2 separate regions of the Homo sapiens genome follow, and region 2 is linked to region 1. Evidence: read pairs that join two places in POLR2A ChIA-PET (ENCODE). Cell type or tissue: GM12878. All regions are shown on one strand. Links, peaks and the distances in the headings refer to the core of each region. The heading gives the core; the rest is flanking DNA. Region 1 overlaps CYB5D2 (cytochrome b5 domain containing 2). Region 2 overlaps UBE2G1 (ubiquitin conjugating enzyme E2 G1).

Region 1 (5,378 bases), core at 91-5,090:
GCTGGGATTATAGGTATGAGCCAAAATTCAGTGTTTTTTTTGTTTTTTTGAGATGGAGTCTCACTCTGTCGCCCAGGCTAGAGTGCAGTGGCGCAATCTTGGCTCACTGCAAGCTCCGCCTCCTGAGTTCATGCCATTTTCCTGCCTCAGCCTCCCGAGTAGCTGGGACTACAGGCGTCCACCACCACACCTGGCTAAGTTTTTGTATTTTTAGTAGAGACGGGGTTTCACTGTGTTAGCCAGGATGGTCTCGATCTCCTGACCTCGTGATCTGCCTACCTCAGCCTCCCAAAGTGCTGGGATTACAGGCCTGAGCCACCGCGCCTGGCCCGGTGGGTTTTTTTTTTTAGTATAGCCAGAAATTTGTAAAAATGTCACCACTAACTCTAGAACATTCTTCTCACCCCAGAAAGAAACTTCTTATCTATTAGCAGTCACTCCTTATTCCTTCCTTTGCCAACCACTATCTACTTTCTTTTCCTGTCGATTGGCCTATTGTGGGCATTTCATGGAGTCATACGTGTGGCCTTTTGTGTCTGGCTTCTTTCACCTAGCATCATGTTTTAAGGGTTCATCCATGGTGTACCAGCATGTAGCAGTGCATTATTCCTTTATGGCTGAAAATATTCTATAGATACTATAATTCTAATAATATGGATATACCACATTTTATCTATCAGTTGATGGATTTTTGGTTTCTTTCTACTTTTTTTGCCTGTTATAAATAATGCCACTATGTACATTCATGTACAAATGTTTGTGTGAGCTGGGCACAGTGGTCCATGCCCGTAGTCTCAGCTACTTGGGAGTTGGAGACAGAAGAATCCCTTGAACCGAGGAGGCAGAGGTTGCAGTGAGCCAAGATCGCACCACTGCACTCCAGCCTGGGCGATACAGCGAGACTCTATCTCAAAAAAGAAAAAAACTATGTATTTAATTCGTTTGATATTTACTGGGAATTTACTAAAGATCAGGCACTGTACCAGACACTGGGGAATCCATAGTAAATGAGTTTGGTGTGTTGTCTTACCTGATAAAACTTACTAGTAGAAAAGACAGACATTAAATAGATATTAAATAGATATTACACAATTAATGTATTATTTTTGTGAAAAGTGTTAAAAGGAAAAGTACTGGTGTTACCAGAGGCTGTAACCGATTTGAAGAGGAGGAGAGGAAGGGAGCAAAGTGAACAATAAAGAACGTGGCAGTGGCCAGGTGTGGTGGCTCACGCCTGTAATCCCAGCACTTTGGGAGGCCAAGGTGGGCCGATCACCTGAGTTTGGGAGTTCGAAACCAGCCTGACTAACATGGAGAAACCCCATCTCTACTAAAAATACAAAATTAGCCGGGCATGGTGGCGCATGCCTGTAATCCCAGCTACTCAGGAGACTGAGGCAGGAGAATTGCTTGAACCTGGGAGGCAGAGGTTGCGGTGAGCCGAGATTGTGCCATTGCACTCCAGCCTGGGCAACAAGAGCGAAACTCTGTCTCAAAAACAAACAAACAGAAATTTGGCAAGGCAGCGTTGGTGGCAGCTGGTGCAGGACAATGAATGACGTGTTAAGGAATTTGGACATTCTCATAGAACAGAGGGAAGCCTCTGAGGATTCTTTGGCAGGAGAATGATGTGATCAGTTTGTGTTTAAAGTATCAGTTGAGTGTGGTATGAAGAGCAGATTGGTGGGGCAAGAATGAATGCAGGGAGGGCTTCCTTGAGGTTTGCTGTAGGAGTTCAGGTGAGAAAGGATGGCAGCCTGGGCTTGCTTAGATGTGGGTGGAGACAGGCAGACTGACACAAGAACACTGCTTAGGCAGAAAATAACAGGACTTGGAGACTGGATGTGAGGGATGAAGGAAGTGTTAGGAACTGCAGGCTGGGCATGGTGGCTCACGCCTCTAATGCCAGCACTTTGGGAGGGCAGGGCGGGAACGTTACCTCAGGTCAGGAGTTCGAGACCAGCCTGGCCAACGTGGCAAAACCCCGTCTCTGCTAAAAATACAAAAATTAGCTGGACGTGGTGGCGGGCACCTGTAGTCCCAGCTACTCAGGAGGCTGAGGCAGGAGAATGGCTTGAACCCGGGAGGTAGAGGTTGCATTGAGCTGAGATTGCGCCATTGCACTCCAGCCTGGGCAACAGAGCGAGACTCAGTCTCAAAAAAAAAAAAAAAAAAAAATGGGGAACTGCATTCCCCAGGCTGGATGCGGTGGCTCACACCTGTAATCCCGGCACTTTCGGAGGCCAAGGTGGGTGGATCACCGGAGGTCAGGAGTTCCACACCAGCCTGGCCCATCTCTACTAAAAATACAAAAATTAGCCAGGCATGTTGGTGCGCATCTGTAGTCCCAGCTACTCGGGAGGCTGAGGCAGGCAAATCGCTTGAACCCGTGAGGCAGAGGATGCAGTGAGACAAGATTGTGCCTTTGCATTCCAGCCTGGGCGACGAGCAAAATTCCGTCTCATGCACAAAAAAAAAGAACTGCATTCCTGGATTGAGCAACTGGTTGGCATTTACTGAGACAGGCAATACTGGAGTAGATACAGGTTTCCTGGCTGTGAGGGTGCTGATAATCACTATTTCAATGTGGACTTTTTTTTTTTTTTTAAGAGAGATGGGGTCTCACCCTGTCACGCAGGCTGGAGTGCAGTGGCATGGTCATAGCTCAAACCCCTGGGCTCAAGCAGTCCTCCTTATTCAGCTTCTTGAGGAGCTGGGATTATGAGCATTAGCCACCACGCCCAGCCAGTGTGAACATTTTGATCTTGTGATATCTGTAAGACGTCTAAGTGTTGTTGGATATACAGGTGTGAGCCTTGGGAGACATCTGAGCTAAAGATACAGATGTGGCTATCTTTGCCTGTAGGTGGGCTTTGAAACCACAGGTGTGGATGAGATTGTCAAGTGTGAGGGTGTGGACAGTAATTGACCCCTAAGGCTGGTAGACAGTGAGGAGCTGGAGAAGTAGGAGGAAAATCAGGCCAAGGGAAGTGGTCAGCTGTGTTAAAGTTTGCCGAAGGTAAAAGAAAGAATATGACCAATGCCAAAGAGATGTGTGTCCAAGGTCTAGGAGCATCTTTCACAGAGGAGGTGGTGGGGACCCCATTTCCCTGGGGATAAGGAGTAGGGCTTGTCAAGAGACGTTTCTCAGAAAGCAGTTTCTGGCCAGGCGTGGTGGCTCACACCTATAATCCCAGCACTTTGGGAGGCCAAGGTGGGCGGATCACCTGAGGTCAGGACAAGCCTGGCCACCATGGTGAAACCCCATCTCTACTAAAAAAATACAAAAATTAGCCAGGCGTGGTGGCGGGCGCCTGTAATCCCCGCTACTCTGGAGGCTGAAGCAGGAGAATGGCTTGAAAGCGGAAGGCAGAGGTTGCAGTGAGCTGAAATCATGCCACTGCACTCCAGCCTGGGCAACAGAGTGCGACTCCGTCTCAAAAAAAAAAGAAAAAGAAAGAAAACAGATTCTTGAGTGGGGATGGTGTCAGTGGTTTACACCTGGGTCTGATGGAAACATCTCTGTTCCAGGCCGAGACGCATCCAGAGCTTTCGTGACCGGGGACTGTTCTGAAGCAGGCCTCGTGGATGACGTATCCGACCTGTCAGCCGCTGAGATGCTGACACTTCACAATTGGCTTTCATTCTATGAGAAGAATTATGTGTGTGTTGGTAAGTCGTCCATAGGTCATACATTTCATTTGGTTGTCTGCAGTGTTTTTAGGGGGCTGAGATTTTTTAGGGATTGGGTTCAAGCTTAAAATCTGAAAAACAGCCATGGATTTGTTTTACTTTAAATTCTGGTCGTTAGAATAGGGATGAGCCGCCCAGAAGGAGATGGATGGGCACCTGCTTCCCCCACTCTTAGTCTTGGGAGAGGATTACTAAGCTGCTTGCTTTGGCCTCAGTTTCGCCATAGCCAGTGGTTGCTTGCACCATCCTTGAACAACCAGCTCCAGAAGGGCAGCTTCCCTGTCTCACTGTGTTCGATGCATCTGGCTTCAGCACACAGCCAGAAGGGCTTGAAGCCTGAATTTGTGTTTCGACAAATCCCCTTTTATTTGGTCCTCTAGGAGGAGACAAACTTCGTGAGTGAGCTGTCTCCCAGGTGGTAGTTATGCTAATCAAACCACTGTGTAGGTTACTGCACTTGCTACTTACTGATGCTACATAAGGGACTTGCTTCTCAAATGAGACAACACCAAACTGTGTCCTAAAGCAGTGTTAAAGACTCTAAACACTAGGCCCGGCGCAGTGGCTCACGACTGTAATACCAGCACTTTGGGAGGCTGAGGCGGTTGGATCACTTGAGGTCAGGAGTTCAAGACCAGCCTGGCCAACATGGTGAAACCCTGTCTCTACTAAAAAATACAAAAATTACCTGGGCGTGGTGGCACGCACCTGTACTCCCAGCTACTCAGGAGGCTGAGGCAGGAGAATCGCTTCAGCCCGGGAGATGGAGGTTGCAGTGACCTGAGATTGCGCTACTGCACTCCAGCCTCAACGAAAGACACTAAACACTAGATTGCTTCACAAGTACTGACAACTGGGATGGCCGTAGCCCTTTCTTCTATCTATCTGCAGCCCCCACGTCTCACTGGAGTCCTACTTGGACATGACTGACTTCCTGAGGAACACCAGTATCACTTCACCATCGAAACAGGTCTAACTTGGAAGAATTCTTTCCTTAATGCCTCTGAATTTCTGCTTCTGTCATCACTGCTTGAGTTACCTTTTCTGAGAACCTTGGCATTTTTATTAACACCTCAGCTCCCTCCACATCCAATCAATCATGGCTTTTTCATAATATCTAAAGTTTGTGTCCATCCATTGTGGGCCTCTGCAGCACGCCTTTCTTCATTTTCTCTCGTATGCCCAAGATCAGTCTTGAGACCATAACCCTGTCTACCATCGAAGGCACTGACCTCTACTCACCTGCGCTTCAGAGGGCTGGGTTCTTCCCTTTCCCAATGAAGTTGCCAAACCAAGGTTGAAACATTACTGGGTTAATAAAGAAAAGAAAACCCAATAGAAAAGAATAAGAGCCAGGAGTGGTCTCTCACACCTGTAATCCTAACACTTTGGGAGGCCGAGGTGGGCGGATCACCACCTGAGGTCAGGAGTTCAAGACCAGCCTGGCCAACATGGTGAAACCCTGTCTCTATTAAAATACAAAAATTAGCCGGGCATGATGGCAGGTGCCTGTAATCCCAGCTACTCAGGAGGCTGAGACGGGAGAATTGCTTAAACCTGGAAGACGGAGGTTGCAGTGAGCCAAGATCGCACCACTACACTCCAGCCTGGGTGGCTGAGTGAGACTCTGTCTCAAAAAAAAAGAAAAAAAAGAAAAAGAATAAGAATGGAGTCCAGACCGGTGG
Region 2 (5,378 bases), core at 252-5,251, 140 kb after region 1:
CTACCAATCAATATCATTGCTCTCTTAATTCAACAAATTCTTATTTTTTGGTGTTGTCTGTTGTTGCTGTTTTGGTTTTTTGAGACAGGGCCTCACTTTGTCACCCAGGCTGGAGTGTAGTGGTATGATCACAGCTCTATGCAGCCTTGACCTCCCAGGCTCAAACGATCCTCCTGCCTCAGCCCTCCAAGTAGCTGGGACCATGGGCACATGGCATGATGCCTGGCTAACCTGACTTTTTTTTTTTTTTTGGTAGAGATGGGGGTCTCACTATGTTGCCCAGGCTGGTCTCAAACTCCTGGGCTCTAGTGATCCTCCCACCTCAGCCTCCCAAGTAGTTGGGACCATAGGCACATGGCACCATTCCTGGCTTTTTTTTTTTTTTTTTTTGGTAGAGATATAGTCTTACTATATTGCCCAGGCTGGTCCCAAACTGGGATTACAGGAAACAGCCCCTGCGCTGGCCGACAAATACTTTTTCAATGCCTACTGCATGCCAGGCACACATCTGACAGAGAAGTACAGCAGTGAATATATGACAGGCAAGGCCCGTGCCTTCAATGTTTTATGTATGAGGTTTTCTATAATTAAGGTTCCTCTTCCCAACCCATCCCTATCTGCTAGTAAAATCTATTTACTAAAATAGAATCAGGGCCAGAATAACACCGAGGGCCGGGCGTGGTGGCTCACGCCTGTAATCCCAACAGTTTGGGAGGCCGAGGAGGGCAGATCACCTGCGGTCAGGAGTTTGAGGCCAGCCTGGCCAACATGGAGAAATCCCATCTCTACTAAAAATACAAAATTAGCTGGCTGTTGTGGCACATGCCTGTAATCCCAGCTACTTGGGAGGCTGGGGCAGGAGAATTGCTTGAAGCCGGGAGGCAGAGGTTGCCATGAGCCAACATCACACCACTGCAGTCTAGCCTGGGCAACGGGCGAAACTCCATCTCAAAAAAAAAAAAAAAAAAGGAATAACATCAAAACTTGTAACACTACAAAATTCAGCATAAAAATTTCATAGAGTATTACTATTTTACAATGTTTTCTGTACTTACTGTGTAATAAGGATTTTTTCCAAGTCATTTTTCTTTAAAAACATGCTATTAAATATGTGTACAGAATTCTACCACCACTATATAAGATCCATTTTCCTTTTTAAAAAAAATCAAGTTATCACTAATCCAGGATCTTTACATTTTTAACCTTCTCATGTCATTTTAAACATACCATTTATTTTAGAATGAGAAGATTTTTAGGCTTAATACCTATTATCAAACCATATTTTAAAGGATTGTATCAATTTATACTGCCATCAGCAATCTGAGATGGCCATTTCATTGCCTCCTCAGGATGAACATTTTCCTTTATTGATGCTGTTTAAATTTCATATATAACATCTGGTTTAATTCACTTTTCTAAATGCTTTTGGGGTGACAACTTTCCATGGATATAACCTGTATGTCCTTCCTCTTTTGTGAAATGTCTGTTCTTATCCTTTAGCCAGTTATGTACTTAATGTTTACTTTCCTCTTGCCACGGTGTTTCTTAGTTTTCCCCATATAATTTTTGCTTGTTACTTTTTTCTTTCATTTCAGTGTTCATTAGAGATGAAACTAAGCTACCTGGGCCGGGCACAGTGGCTCGGCCCACTGTAATGTATGGCTGGCCTGTAATCCCAGCACTTTGGGAGGCTGAGGCGGGCGGATCACCTGAGGTCGAGACCAGCCTGGCCAACATGGTGAACCCATCTCTAATAAAAATACAAGAATTAGCCGGGCTTGGTGGCACGCACCTGTAATCCCAGCTACTCGGGAGGCTGAGGCAGGTGAATTGCTTGAACCTGGGAGGCGGAGGTTGCAGTGAGCCACTGCACTCCAGCCTGGGCGACAGAGTGAGACTCTGTCTCAAAAAAAAAAAAAAAAAAACCCAAACCAAAACCAAACAAACAAAACTAAGCTGCCTAAACAATGCATATACTTCTAGCTACCTCCTTTTTCTTGAGGCCATGCACCTAAAATTCTGAAAAACTGATTTACCCTCATCTTCTCTATTTACTTACTACTCAGGTATTCCTTTATTCTCCTAGAAACTGGCTTCTCCCTAGCAGGATGCTACAACTGTGTCCACAAGTGGTCTGGATAGCATATTTATTCTCCTGGGTACTTTCAGCTACCTGAAGTCACCCCTCTGGGCCAAGACAACTAATACTGTGACAACACTTTGCTGGATACATTTTCCTCCCCTGGCATCTGTGGTACTCTTGTTTTCCCCTGGTTCTTGAACATTCTCTCAGTCACTTTCTAGTTTTCATTTTCCTTAATTTGACTTTTGATGTTATCCTAATCTCCAACATTAACTATATTTTCCGTAGGAAAACTAACCCATTCATTATCATGTTATCTATCATCCTGATACAGTAACTTCCAAGGCCCTTAAGCTCATTGCTGAACCCTGGACTGGTTTAACTAATTATCTAACTGGGTGTAGCAAGTATACCTCAAGAAAAGCTGAATATATGTAAGGTCAGTCACATAAAACTATTCCCCTATAATAATTTTATAACATCTCTATAACTCACCTACTATACAATTCACCTATTTGAAAAGCACGATTTAATGGTTTCTGTCTAGTATGTCTACAGAGTTGTACAATCAATACCACAATCAATTTTAGAGTATTTTTTCACCCTACAATGAAACGCAGTACCAGTTAGCAACCATTCCTCAATCCCCCCCACCTCCCCTCCAGCAGTAGGGAACCACTAACCTACTTTCGGTCTCTATGGATTTGTCTATTCTTGACATTTCATATAAAGGGAATCGTACACTATGTCACCTTTTACGACTGACTTTGTTCACTTAATATAATGTTTCCAAGGTTCATCTATGTTGTAGCAAGTATCACTACTTCATTTCTTTCTTTTCTTTAGAAAACAATATCATGTAATTCATTTCTTTTTATTGCCAAATAATATTCCGTTATATGGGTCCACATTTTGTTTTTCTATTTATCAGCTGATAGACATTTGGGCTGTTTCTACTTTTTGGCTGTTATGAATAATAAATGCTGCTGTGAACACTCGTGTTCGAGTTTTTCTGGACATGTGTTTCAGTTTTCTTGGTTAGGTTCCTAGGATGGAAGTGCAGGGTCCTATGGTAACTATGCTTAACCTTTTGAGGACTGCCAGGCTCTTCTCCAAACACCCGCACCATTTACCTTCTTGCCAGTAGTGCATGGGAGTTCTAATTTCTCTACTTCCTCATTGACATTTGTTATTATCTTTTTGATTATAGGAATCCTAGTGGGTAAAAAGTGGTATTTCATTATGGTTTTCACTCTATAATTATTTTTGTAAATGGCCAGTCAATCCTAAACTCTTACTTCTCCTTTACCATTCACCTCTGGCAGTCAAGTCAAAGAAACTAAATTACCCTTCCTGCAACACTATTCTTAGTTCAAGTTTTTATTGTTTTTTACTCAAATTATTGCTAAAATGCTCTACCTCCCTGCTATCTCTCTGACTTCCCCTTCCAATCTTCTATGAGTGTAATCTTTCAAGAAGGAAAATATAAGAGAAACCTATTACATAGCTTTTTTATTTTTTGTCATTTTCTCTTTTTGTCATGACAATATGTACAGCTTTAAATGTCATGAATTAAATGAGTCCTCACAGCCTAAAGAATGAAGTTCAAGCCAAGCATCATCTTCATTCAAAATTCCATCTAAGACCAGGCGCGTGGCTCACGCCTATAATCCCAGCACTTTGGGAGGCTGAGGCAGACAGATCACATGAGGTCAGGAGTTCAAGACCAGCCTGTCCAACATGGTGAAACCCCGACTCTACTAAAAATACAAAAATTAGCCAGGCGTGGTAGTGGACACCTGTAATCCCAGCTACTCAGGAGGCTGAGGCAAGAGAATCGTTTGAACCCAGGAGGCAGAGGTTGCAGTGAGCCAAGATAGTCCCACTGCATTCCAGCCTGGGCGAGACAGTGAGACTCCGTCTCAAAAAAAAAAAAAAAAAAAAAAAAAGAAAGAAACGAAAAGAAAAGAAAAGAAAAAAAAGTCTCTTCAACCTTAAAACAAAACACACCACCATTTTATCAGCTGTCCTCTTAAACTACCTAGGTGATTGCTCTCTTTCTTTTTACCAGAAGGGAAGTCTCCCATGTATTTGCTTACATGTATGTTTTCATCTAATTTTCACAGATAGAAAACATAGGCCTGGCGTGGTAGCTAATGCCTGTAATCCCAGTACTTTGGGAGGACAAAGTGGGCAGATCACTTGTGCCCAGGAGTTCAGGACCTGCCTGGCCAACAACATGGTGAAACCCCGTCTTTACAAAAAAAAACAAAAATTAGCTGGGTGTGGTGGCGTGTCCCTGTCATCCCAGCTACTTGGGAGGATCACTTGAGCCCAGGAGGTCAAGGCTGCAGTGAGCTGTGATCATGCCATTGCACTGCAGCCTGGGTGGCAGAGTGAGACCCTGTCTTAGAAAAAAAGGACGGAATGGGAGAAACGTACGTGAGGGAGGGAGGGAGCGAGAGAGGGAGAGAAGGGGAAAAGGAGGGGCAGAGTGGGGGAAGGAGAGACGGAGGGAGGGAGGAAGGCAAGCTAGCTAGCTTAAGGCTCCAACAGGGTTTGCCTAGAGTTACACAGCTAGTCTGTGGTGAAGCCAACATTCAGAATCTGTTACATCTTCGAAATAGGTGCAAAACGATTGCCTATTATAATCAAGTAATGCAAGTGAAGGTAGAAGAAACTGTCGAAAGCCTAGGAAGAGATAAAAGAAAAGCCAAAGCACAAGAGGCAAGCGTCACCCATTCATGCATGCCCGCATCATGCAGGAATACGGTTAATGCATTCTGCCATCAACTGTTAGAGATATTTTCCTCTTCTTACTGGTAGGAAAAATCACTATCTTTTACGATCACTGCTGCCTTAGATGCAATAAAATACGCTAAGTCCCTTGGCTCCCAGTAGTTCTCCATTTGCCAGTTCCAGTCTCTCCTAATGCCCATCTGGTTTTCAAGCCTTGGCTTCTATTACGTATTCCATATCCTTCCGATAAATCCTTGTTTAACTTCATTCAATCATTCATTCCTGTCTCGCTGATTCCAGCTTAAACTAATCTATATGTTTCTATTCCCTGCACCCAGAAGTCTTGATGATGCGAAGCCAAATGCAAATTAGTATAATAGCCTAAAGAGACAACTCTGATTACATAGTCAAAATAATTAGAAAAGAAATCTCTGCAAGTTCTATCATACAAAACAAAGCCAAAAGTTCAGAGAGACTGTTTTATAAATATAGCTTATCTGGCCTAAACTTTGGGGACTTTATTTTACTTTATAGAGAATTTTTTTTTTAATTTTTA

Evidence for each region. Peaks named below come from ENCODE experiments on the same cell type or tissue, not always from the same donor. Only the 100,000 strongest peaks of a DNase experiment are listed, where the experiment ranks them.
Region 2: POLR2A ChIA-PET joins it to region 1 with 10 read pairs; 2 of 35 experiments call an interaction of 5 or more read pairs at or near these places.

What each region holds. Positions count from the first base shown.
Region 1 is chr17:4,146,360-4,151,737 of GRCh38, forward strand. CYB5D2 (cytochrome b5 domain containing 2) reads left to right here. Exons shown (of 4, transcript NM_144611.4): 2 at 3,532-3,672. Among named protein-coding and RNA genes, the nearest start is that of CYB5D2, 5.9 kb to the left of the region's middle. In GM12878, for the core only: no CTCF peak of the experiment used is centred there; no DNase peak of the experiment used is centred there.
Region 2 is chr17:4,290,409-4,295,786 of GRCh38, forward strand. All of the region lies in intron 3 of UBE2G1 (ubiquitin conjugating enzyme E2 G1), which reads right to left. Among named protein-coding and RNA genes, the nearest start is that of ANKFY1, 29 kb to the left of the region's middle. In GM12878, for the core only: no CTCF peak of the experiment used is centred there; a DNase peak (open chromatin) is centred at 3,343; H3K27ac peaks cover 655 bases.